2 separate regions of the Homo sapiens genome follow, and region 2 is linked to region 1. The links are chromatin contacts, found by Hi-C in ENCODE. All regions are on one chromosome and are shown on one strand. Each heading gives the region's core, a stretch centred on a gene start or an enhancer-like site at or near the end of the contact. The rest is flanking DNA. Distances are from core to core; before and after follow the strand shown. Region 1 overlaps SYN2 (synapsin II). Region 2 holds the start of TAMM41 (TAM41 mitochondrial translocator assembly and maintenance homolog).

Region 1 (5,726 bases), core at 913-3,412:
GAACTCATGGCCAGACTGAGAGGCAGAGCTTTCCTCAGGAAGTTGGATTGATTCAAACAGGTAAGAATGTGAAGTGCAGTGCTTGTGCCTAGCTGTACACAAAACGGAAGGGGAATAAATGACCTTATAGTAGCATAAAAAAAAAAAAACCCAGCTGGGTGCGGCTCACGCCTGTAATCCCAACACTGTGGGAGGCCGAGGTGCGTGGATCACTTGAGCCCAGGAGTTTGAGACCAGCCTGGATAACATGATGAAACGCTGTCTCTACAAAAAATACAAAAATTAGGTGGGCATGGTGGCATGTGCTTATAGTCCCAGCTACCCAGAGGGCTGTGGCAAGAGGATAGCTTGAGCCTGGGAGGTGGATGCTGCAGTGAGCCAGGATCACGCCACTGCATTCCAGCCTAGGCAACAGAGTGAGACCCCGTCTCAAAAAAATATATAAATAAATAATAAACCCCAACCAACTTTGGGTTTACAGAGTGACGACAGGCTCAAAGGGTGTCAGTCTGTAATGATGCTGCCAAAAATTGGATGCAGCTGGAGGTATGTCTATGTCTTGACAAGGGGAAGTGATAGGACCACTGTTCTTTTGGCTGATCAAGCCTCATGAGAGAGCACTGCAACCAGTTCTGGCCACCTCTTAAGGGTGATGCTAGCAGAAAAACATGGGTACATGGAGCAAATAGGATGGTTAGAAGTCTCGAAATGACAACTTTACACATGTGACTTTGGGCAAGTTACTTATCCTGAGTCACAGTTTCCCAAATGGTATAAATGAGGTAACCATGGAAGCACCTAGGGCTTAGTAGAAGATTGAAATTAGTCAAATATAAATCTGAATAGTGTCAAGGGCTGGCTTGGGTAGTAGTGAGCTTCCTGGCATGAGAGGTATTTCAGCAGTGCTTGGACAAACTTTGGTTAGGGGGGCTCATGTAGCTGCAGGCACATGACTTCTACAGGCCCTTCTGGCTCTAGGCTTCCATGAATTCGTTTATGCTTTTTTTTTTTTTTTTTTTTTTTCTTTCAGTTCTTCCGGTGTGTGAGAACTGAGACAATCCCTTCTTAGCTACAGAGTTCCAGACCAGCCTGGACCAGCTACAGAGTCTTAAACTCAGCAAGACCCCTAGGGTTATTGGACCTGTGCAGAGATGTCTTGCAGGTATAGGCTTTCAGGAGCTTGGCAAGGAGAGTGTGCCGCTTCCATCAAAGCTAATTGGGCTGGTATCCTGCTACGCTGAATCTACTGGGCTTAGTGATCAGAGAAGCCAGGGAGGAAGGAGAGAGCTGGTGAAGCTCAAGACTCCTCCAGGTTGGTAGGTCCACCACTTGTTAAGGGAGGAATGCAAGGATTTTCCTTACGTAGAGATATAGAGTCACAAATGCCCAGCTCATTCCATTCTTACCTTCGCCTCTGCTGATGTGGGAGCACCAAAAGGGCATGGTGCACAGTATTGTGGAGAACTCCCTGAATTGGGGCCCAGAAGATCCAGCTCTCCTGCTTAGCAGCTGTGTGACCTTGGGCAAGGCAGTTGCCTTCTCTTTGCTGATATGTGAAACAAAGATACATTTGCCAGCCCAAGACATCTTAAATAAGGATTGTTAGGCTTAAACTAAAGAGTGTGCTTTGTAAACTGTAAAGTGTTAGGCAATGTAAGTGAGCATCCTACTACTATTTAAAAAATAAATATCAATCCAAAGGAAGGGAGGTCTAATGTTAGAATTTCGTGCATCAGTGGAGAAGATATTGTTGTGTGGTTTCCTGTCACCTGATGCATAGCAGTTTCATGTGCAGGGAATTCTGGTCTGGGTTATACCATGCCTTCTGTATATTGCTTAGTTCCAGCAAGGTCCTTGCAGAAATGGTAAATATTAGCTCTTGAGATGATTGGAAAGGAAATCACTGGCCTGTGACAGAAACCAAGCCCATGGATGAGGGTTTGTGGGTTTTTGTCAAAGGTAACTTTAAAATGCCATCCTGTGGCTTTCGGCAGACAAGCTGGAGAAAGGAGCTCCTGAAGTCCCAGCAGGATGGAAAGCTGAGGAAGGAAAGACATTGAGTGACTCAACACTTGTGAGCTGTTGGCCTGAGACCAGCTGCCCCAACCAAGGAGGAAGGCCTGTGCTTGCTCAGCATATCTGAGACAGGAAATTGGGAAAGGGTCCCAGGGTCTGGCCCCAGGAAAGAGGCCAGGCCAAGCTCCTTGCCGGACACGCCACAGAACTATTCTGATCAGCTCCCCCAGGCCCCGCTCCCTGGTCTAGGACCCCAGGGAGAATGAGGCAGCGGGAAAGAATGTGGTCAGGAGGTTGTAGGTTTAGTCGGTGCAAAGGGGACCGCATGTTTTGAGGCACCTTGGGATCTTTCTGGGCTTGCCCCTGCAGTCACCAGCGCCCACCTTCCTTCCTCCAAAAGGTTCTAAAAGGTGCCCAGGGATGAGCCGCTTCTCCTTCCCTCCTGGGGGGAGTTGCTTCTCTGCTTGCAGAGCTCATCTCCTGGAGTGGGGCCCTCCCATAACCTAGAACCCAAGAAATATCCCATGGGGGCAGTCCCTGAGTCTTCTGGGGGCACTGAGGGGCAGGTCACTCAAGGTCAGAATGTCAGCTTCAAATGATTAAAGATGTCCCTGAAAAGTTAAGACAGTCCCAGAATAGTTAGTTTCTCTTAATAGTCTGTTAAGGGATCTAGTCACTAGTGGCTTTATCTGAACCTGCCCCAAATCTCCTCACATTCTCAGCTTATACTCACTGGGGAAGAAATTTGCTAAAGCCATTCCTGCTGTGGGAAGCAGGAAGGCCTTTCATTTGTCCTAAATTTACCTCTTCTGAGCTCAAGTGAAGCCCTGTTAGTCCCATGCCGGGGATCAGAGACCCCTCCCTAACTGGACAGCCCTTTAGACTCCACTTCTCAGAGTGAAGAAACCCCTTCTTAGGCTTGGTCTTCTTGCACTCAGGAGACCTCATATTTTAGAACACGGGTGGCTAATCTTTTGGCTTTCATGGGCCACACTGGGAGAAGAACTGTCTTGGGCCACACATACACTAACACTAACAATGGCTGATAAGCTAAAAAAATTGCAAAATATCTCATAATGTTTTAAGGAAGTTTATGAATTTGTGTTGGGACGCATTCAAAGCCATCCTGGGCTGCAGGTTAGACAAGCTTGTTTCAGAGCCTTTGTGGCTGGAAAAACCTAGCTGGAAATGTGTTCTGTTTCTCTTCATACCAGAGAACCAGTACAAAAAAGGACTGGTAGAATGTCCCACCAGACACCAGAGGTTATTCAGCCTCAGTCCTTCAATTCTGAATTCTCATCACAGCCTTTTCCAGGTCCCATGGCTGCACACAGTCTGGATCTCAGCATGTCAGGCTTGGAAGGAGATTTTATAAGTTACCTGCTCCAACAGCCCCAGTCCCCAGCCCTCCCCTTTCACCATGTGCCTTACAAGCTGCTCATCCTGCTCCTGCTTGAACATCAGCAACAATGTGGCAGCCGCATGCCGTTTCTGAGTGTTAGAGAGTTTACTCCCTACACTGGGTCAAAACCTGTCTGCTAACAGATTTGCCTTTTGGAATCAGTTCTACTCCATGGCGGCATCAGAGAGCTAAAGATATTAATTAATGCACTCATTGAGATGTCTGCTATTCAACTGCAATTCCTTTAACTTTTACTCATAACATAGATTTGCCAAATGCCTCAACCTCCTGGTTTCTCTCCTCTGAGCACATTCTGATCGGAGTTAGAGTTTGTCCTTGTTATACTGTGACCCTCAGACTGGAAACATTTCAGATGTGCTCTGATCAGCTCAGGGTAGGAGAAGAGGTTCATTTTCATTCTGGACACCAAATGTATATGAATGCTTCCAAAGAATAAGTCTTAGAATCATTCCCCATGGGTCTAACCCACCAGCCAAACGGGAAGCCAGCTCTGTGGCATAAATGAGGGGCACTGAAGAGAGACCAGTTCCCACCTCAGCCCGTCAGTGTCTGAAATTCCTGCATGAGCAATTCAGCCTTCTGGCTCTGGAGAATTTTACAGGAAAATAAAAAGAGTGGAACCAGTATAATGAGAAATGAAAAAAACATTAGCCACATGAAGGAGAGGACCAGATGCCATCTTTACTGGCATGGCCTGAAAGCTCTGTCCCCCTGAAGTTCTCTCCCTGTTTCCTGGGAGTCTGAGGAGCAGCCCACACCTCATCAGAGCCCTAGGATGCAAGGCCCAGCTCAGATCCTAGACAAGAGACCCCTAAAGTCAGTGAATGTGTAGGAGGGGTGGTGGGAAGGCAGTGGTACAGGGAAGAGACTCTGCAGGTATAGAGCCTGGAGGCTTTGGCCATGAGTGACCACCAGGTGTCACTGCCACCTCGAGAACAGTCTCCCTAAAGCATTTCAGAGTCCATGTACAGAGGGTCAGTTGCTGCTGCTGACCCTCACAGCAGCCCGCAAGCTGGCAGTCTGTCCAGGCCTGAGGCCAAGCTGTCATCAACCAGATCAGGCTTTACCACTCACCTCCCTGCTCTTGGTGACATGGCCAGTGCTTCTTATGCCCCTTCCTCTATTCCTTTGAAATGTGTACTGCAGCTGGCTTGGGCCCACCACCATGTCTTTGCTCTTTGCGTTCTATAATTAATCCATCCCAGGCTAGAGGTAAGGTGTGCCCTCTAATCACCATCCTCACCCCAAGCCCCAGCTCCCTGTCCCCATTTTAGGTGTTCCTCTAGAATCAAATAAATGAAAGCACTCATGGTGGAGCTAAGGACAACGATAGAGAAGGAGAAACAGAGAAGGGTAGACAAGTGGCTAGCCACAGGTCTGTCCTGGTCTTGGTCTAGAATTCTGGGCAGGAGCAGCTCCTAGGGCTTATGACTCAGACCAGAAGCTCTTTCAGCCTGAGCTTCCACAGCCACAGAAGAAAGAGGCCAGCAAGAGGTGCCTGTGAGGAATGGTGACAATGCCTGTGAGCAAGTCAGTGACAACACCTAAGGGCTGAGCTGGCTATGCAAAGTCCTGGCTTGGATGCAGGTAATGTTCCTCGGTTCACATCCTTTCCACTTGCACACTGCCAAGATCATCCAAAGGATCCTGACATCAATCCAATAGGCTGATAGGGCTATTAAAGATGCCTCTTCCAAATGGTGAACTCACTCAACAAATATGTATTACAATGGCACATCAAAGGGAGTGGGGCAGGAGTGGTTTGCTTGGTGGGAAGAGTATTTTATCAATGTCATTTGTATAGAATTGCTATCATATGTTGATAATAAAAAGCAGGCCAACTTAGTTTTGCTATTTTAAAAATTTTCTATAGCCAACTGATTGCACCTGGGCAAACCACTCTCACCTGTCTCCCCTTGGTACACCCTTGATGTATTTAAATGGCTACTAGGTGCTAGATACAGTGGCCCTAGAGATATAGCCATAAACAAGTCTGTACTCTTGAGAACCTTACATTTTAGTAGAACAGACAATTAAATAGACAAGAATAATCTCAACTGATAGTGAGTGCTATGCAGAAAATTAAAGAAGGGAGAGGTGGTAGCCAGTGAGTAGGTGGCAGCTTTGGATTGGATAGTTGAGGAAGTATCAGTTATACTGTTAAGGAAAAGTCAGTTATGGCTGGGCGCGGTGGCTCATGCCTGTAATCCCAACATTTTGGGAGGCCAAGGTGGGCGGATCATGAGGTCAGGAGATCGAGACCATCTTGGCCAACATGGTGAAATCC
Region 2 (5,904 bases), core at 3,217-5,716, 330 kb after region 1:
CCCCTGATCAGACACTAAAGATGTATTAAGATGCTCTCAGTTGGCTGGGCATAGTGGCTCACGCCTGTAATTCCAGCACTTTGGGAGGCCTAGGTGGGTGGATTGTTCGAGCTCAAGGGTTCAAGACCAGCCTGGACAACATGGTGAAACCCCATTCTCTACAAAAATACAAAAATTAGCCTGGTGTGGTAGTACATGCCTGTAATCCCAGCTACTCAGGAGGCTGAGGTGGGAGGATCACTCGAGCCTGGGAGGCAGAGGTTACAGTGAGCCGAGATCGTGCCACTGCACTCCAGCCTGGGTGACAGAGTGAAACCCTGTCTCAAAAAAAAAAAAAAAAAAAAAAGAAAAGAAAAGAAAAAAAGAAAAGAAAAGAAAGAAAAGAAAAGAAAAAACGAAAAAATGCTCCCAGTCTGTCCCAGTTCTAACCATCAATCAGCCGAGAATGGACAAATGGGACAGGGTGACCCACCTCTGACAAGATGGAGATCAAGACCCCTCTCCTTCCCCTCCATCAGCAGACCAATTGAACATGTGGCTAATTGTAAGAACCACTGAGCCTGGATTTTTATTCTTCCCCAAACATTTTTCTCTCCTGTACTTAAACACTGATTAGAAAAAAAAAAAAAAAGCATTAAAGCCATAGATGTTTTTTTACAGGGCTTTAAAAAAAATGGATTACATGGATTCGATGAACCTTCTCCTAGTGAAAGCCTGACAAGGTCATTATTAAGGAATACAAAGACAACTGCTAGATAAATCAGAAGAATGAGGCCCAATATTCACTCGAGTCACCAGGCATTTATCTATATTTGTAAGTGGCTCTCTAACATGTTTATTTCATTGGTATAAGCTTTCCAACAGAACCCTAAAGCGATTATATAGAACACTGGGTCTTCCTAATAGCCTCTAATTTCACAAGCCATGGTAATTTAAAAGAGAGTGGGTGGATGAAGGGCCAGGAGCAGGGAGATTTCTGCTGAAGAATACAAATGTGTTCGTGGCTACGTTGCTTCTGCCTCTTTCTGGGGAAAGGCAAAATGCACACAGGAATGTGATGGAACCTTCCAGCTGGTGGTTTTGCATTGCAGGAAGAAAAGTGTTTGTGAACATGAAAATTGCTGATAATTGGGTGTGAACGCCTGTAAGGGAGACAAATGGAGAAACATTGCAGCATCTTTATTTCTATCAAGGGCTGAACTCTGCTGGTGGGTGTGTGAATTGGCACCATCTTTTGGAGGGGAATTTAGCAGCGTGCTGACACTCTGACCCAGCAATTCCCCTTCTAGGAATCTGTCTTATAGCAATACTTGTTCATGCACATAAAATGTACAAGGATGCTCATGATAGCATTGTTTGCAGGTGTGAAAACTAGAAATAACCTACATCCATCAACAATAAAATGTTTAAACAGGCCAGGATGCCTGTAACCCCAGCACTTTGGGAGGCCGAGGCGGGTGGATCACTTGAGGTCAGGAGTTCGAGACCAGCCTGGCCAACATAGTGAAACCCCTGTCTCTACGAAAAATACAAAACTTAGCCAGATGTGGTGGCGGGCACCTGTAATCCCAGCTACTCAGGAGGCTGAGGCAGGAGAATCACTTCAACCCGGATGGTGGAGGTTGCAGGGAGCCTAGATTGTGCCACTGCACTCCAGCCTGGGTGACAGAGCAAGACTCGCTCTCAAAAAAAAAAAAAAAAAAAGAAAGAAACAAAAGAAAAGAAGAAAGAAAGAAAGAGAAAGAAAATGTTTAAACACTTTCTTTTAAACAAAAAATTTTAAACAAAATTATGGCATATCCATATCTTAGAATAATTTGCTACTAATACATGGAATGAGGGAAATCTATATATTCTGACACAGAACATTGTCCCTGATACGCTAAGTGCAAAAAAAGCAAATTGCAAAATAGTATCTATCCTAGGAATCCACTTAAAATTGTTTTTAATGTTAATATATTCATAGAAAAATATTGGAAGGAATATGTGCCAAAGATTACCGTGGCTATTTCTGGGGCATGATGTATGTATTTCATAATGTTTACATTTTTATGAACATGGATTACTTTTGCAAACAGGAAAAATCCAATGACGTTGAATTATTTCCCCAAGGGAAGGAAGGAAATAAAAAAGGAACCGGCTGGTAATGAGATTTATTCACTGTCTTTGGGTGAGAGGCTTCAGTGTAATTCCACGGTGAGTGCACTCTGATTCCGGCACCCTGGGCAAGGGCGATATGTAGTAAAAATGAACGGAAGTGACCATGCCCACACCAGGGGCCGCAGACAAACGGCCTCTCTCCGCTCCCTTGCCCTGGTCTCCTGCTTGTTGCTGCGGCTACTGCTGCTGCTCCTGACTCTTGGCTGATGCCTGAGTGCCTGCTTTCTTCCCATTTCCTTCTCTCACCCTGCAAGCCGCTGTAGAGGACACTTAAACATGGTGGTAAAGACCTTGGCCTTTAGAGGTAGGTAGCCCTAGGTTCAAACCCCGACTTCACCACTTTCCTGTGTGACTTTGGAACATTTACTGCTCCTCTTAGGACCTCTGTTTCCTCGTATGAAAAATATCATCATCTTAGAGAACCTGCCTCATAGGATCTCTGGAGTGATGAAAAGAAACAAGTATAAAAAGCCTGGGTGCAGTGGCTCACGCCTGTAATTCCAGCACTTTGGGAGGCTGAGGTGGGCAAATCACTAGAGGTCAGGATTTCGAGACCAGCCTGGCCAACACAGTGAAACCCCATCTCTACTAAAAATACAACAATTAGCCAGGCATGCTTGCTTGAACCCAGGAGGCAGAGGTCACAGTGAGCTGAGATCGTGCCACTGCACTCCAGCCTGGGCAACAGAGCAAGACTCGGTCTCAAAAAAAAAACAAAAACAGAAAAGCCCCAAAGAAGTCTAAAAAGTGCCTGGGCATACTAAGTGCTTAATAATGACACCTATTATTAGTATTATTGTCACCGAGTCCTTTCAATTCTTTCTTGGTTGAATTTTCCCATCTATCTTCTACCTGATAAACTCCTACCCAGCTTCCAGGCCTGGCTCAAAATGCCATCATTGTGAAACCTCTTCTGGTCCCTTTCCCCAACACCCAGAACTGACTGACGTTCCCATTGGAGGGACATTACATTCCGGCACTGTGCTGGGTACCTGGCTGCATTACCCAAATTCTACTCTGATTTGCAGTTCTGTCTCCTCTCCTCTACAGACCCCTAGCTCCTGCAGGGCAGCAGGCAGCTCAGATCTCTTCATCTCAGTGCAGGCCCAGAGTGTGAGTGCAAGTAATCATTTTTCCAATTGATTTAATCCCATCCCTGCTCCTAAGACCTTGGCCTAGCCGTTTCCAGTTCATGGGGGAACTATGATAACAACTGTCTAATCAGTCCCCCACAATTCAGGCTAACATGTGAATTACATAAGTCCTTGCTCAAAACCCTTCAAGGACAGAGCAGAATTTCCGAAAAAATCCCAGAGTTGGAGCCAGACCTGGGTTTAGCTCTAGTTTTGCCACAGGCTGATGTGATCCTATCACCTGGCTTTACCTCTCTAAGCCTTAGCTTGGCCATCAGTAAAACCAAGGCCCTCCTGCCACAGGGCACTAGAGGGTGCTCAGTGAGAAGTGCATGTGAAAATGTGTCAACATTACCTGAATGTTAGCTATTACTATTTCTATTATTTTTGAGAGGTAGTGTATTTTGGGGAGGAAGGAGAGGGTAGTTGAAAAAGTTTCTGTCCTGGAAGTCAAACCACCTCCTGAATGGTAATCTTCAGCAAGTTTCTCCAGTTATACAAAGAGGAGAGCTGTAAGATTTTTCTACTCCTAGGGTCCTGTTTCCTCCAGAAACTGCATTTGAAGCACCCTTTGTGAGACCATTCCACAAGGCAAGGGGGCAAAAACTGTGATCCACCCTTGAAATTAAATGCAAGTATCAGAGAACGTCTGTGCACTCCCATATCCACCCTTGTATTTGAAAAGGGCTTTAGCGTGAAGAAGTCTCCGTCAAATCTTGACGGTGGTATTCTCTACATGGCGGGATTGGGCATCATTTTAATTTTGTGTTTTTCCAAATCTTCGAAATCTGCAATTTTGGAACTAGAGCGATGATGGGGGCACAATATTGTGAAGGCACTACATGCTACTACACTGTCCATTTCAGAACGGCTAGTTCCATATTATGTGAGTGTCGCCTCACTTAAAAACCTTCAATACGCTCCCGATTTTATAGTCATTCTTTAAACCGTAGTTTGAAGAGAGAAGTACAGAGGCTATCAAGGCTCAGGGCCCGCGGAGTCGGGTGACGCTCGCCTCCGCCGATTTGTCCAAGTCGCAACCTAGCCGCCAGCCTGTAGGGCACTCCTCCGACCACGAGGGGACAATGCAAAGCCTCGCGTTCCCCACACTAAGGCGAGCACCGCCTCTTGCGTCTTGGAAGCGCCTGTGCGTGCGTGGGGCGTAGCAAGGGACGGAAGCTCTGCCTGTGCGACCGCCGCCCACCCGAGCCTATCTGGGCTGCGTCTTCTCGCCGCTGCTCTTCGTGGCCCAACGCCCCAATCCTTGCGTGTGCTTGCAGTCCCACCCCACACTCAGCCTTGTGTCCCTCGATCCAGTCTCCGACTTCCATTTCCCACCCTAAACCGCCTACCCGGTGTCTGTTCCCCGCCCGGTTGTCCTCGCCCTGCTGCGCTGAGTGTCCCCTGTTAGCCTCGACCCCATGGCGCTGCAGACGCTGCAGAGCTCGTGGGTGACCTTCCGCAAGATCCTGTCTCACTTCCCCGAGGAGCTGAGTCTGGCTTTCGTCTACGGCTCCGGGGTGTACCGCCAGGCAGGGCCGAGTTCAGACCAGAAGGTGAGCCCGGGCAGCCCCACGACGGGGAACTGTCTGTTCTCACGAGTCCCGTTTTGCCCTCGATTCCTTCAGAGTCGGAGAGCTGCCTGTCCGCTCTGCACACTCCACGTGTCCACTAGCAGAGTGAACCATAGGCCTGCCTTCCTAGTATAACGACAGCGCGAGTTGAAGCGACGGTGTTGAAGGATACTTAGGAATCCACGTGGGTCTAGAGCAGGAGAAGCAGTTAGGCAGAAGGAAAAACTGCTGCAGGGGCAAATGGAAGAAAGGAAAAGAAATCGTTATCAGGTTCTTTCAGTGTTTTAGTCGGCTGGACATCGGAATTTTCTGGGGAGCTTTTAAGAAAATCCTAATGCTCGGCTTCCGCCGATGGAGATTCTGATTTAATTGGTTTGGGATGAGGCCTGGGCTTCAGGAATTTAAGAAACGTCCCAGGTGATTCTAATGCGCAGCCAAGTTTGTTGAGAGTCACCTCTATAAATGTAGGAGAAAATGCAAAATGATCTTCTGACTTCAGGAAGTTGGCGGACTGGTTGTAGGGCCAGGGCAGGTGCAGTGAAAGTAACTAACATCAAAAGTTAGTGCGTGACCAGTGTATTTACCCTCGCTCAGCACTTTTAACAACGGTCTGTTTGAGACTAGGCATTGTTACTTTTCAGAGTTGGCTCAGCACAGCCTCAGTAAGGGTACAGTTTTCCTTGTAATTTGCAGAATTCAGTGTGCAGGTTTTAATGGGGCCCCCTGCGTCTGGATACCTGACTGTAGTCTGTCTTCTGATTAACATCCTGCCTGTTCACTTCCTGGTGAGGCCATCTATGCTGTTGCTTGGATTTCCTCTGTTTCCCACTTACACTACTATTTAATATTTTTCTTTAAATTGGCAGCATATGAGAAATTATAGGTTATTATAGGCTAGTTATTTTTCCCGAATTTACCTTAACATAATTACACATTTTTAAAAAACATGTTTATTCCATACCTGCCTCGCCACCAAATCTCAAGTGTCCCCAGTGGTCTGTAGAGTCACACTCTACAGAGCAGGCGTTAGCCTCCTG

The links. A loop is a pair of places that touch in the nucleus more often than their neighbours do. Pooled maps may share reads with other maps.
Region 2: a loop to region 1 is called in a map of endothelial cell of umbilical vein, with 8 times the contacts of the local background. The contact joins the promoter of TAMM41 here to the enhancer-like site in region 1. A Hi-C loop is called at or near these places in 3 of 168 maps with a recorded cell type or tissue (IMR-90, K562 and endothelial cell of umbilical vein), 5 of 37 single-sample maps with no recorded cell type and 17 of 50 pooled maps.

Annotation. Positions count from the first base shown.
Region 1 is chr3:12,174,672-12,180,397 of GRCh38, reverse strand. All of the region lies in intron 10 of SYN2 (synapsin II), which reads right to left. Among named protein-coding and RNA genes, the nearest start is that of TIMP4, 19 kb to the right of the region's middle. RefSeq lists an enhancer at 1,048-2,247 and a silencer at 4,301-4,380. Within about 2 kb of position 2,162, at least 12 of the 41 ENCODE cell types and tissues checked have a DNase peak (open chromatin) inside an H3K27ac peak, as active enhancers do; they include endothelial cell of umbilical vein, where a contact is called at or near this core.
Region 2 is chr3:11,845,447-11,851,350 of GRCh38, reverse strand. TAMM41 (TAM41 mitochondrial translocator assembly and maintenance homolog) reads left to right here and starts at 4,466. Exons shown (of 8, transcript NM_001284401.2): 1 at 4,466-4,849. The coding sequence starts at 4,715.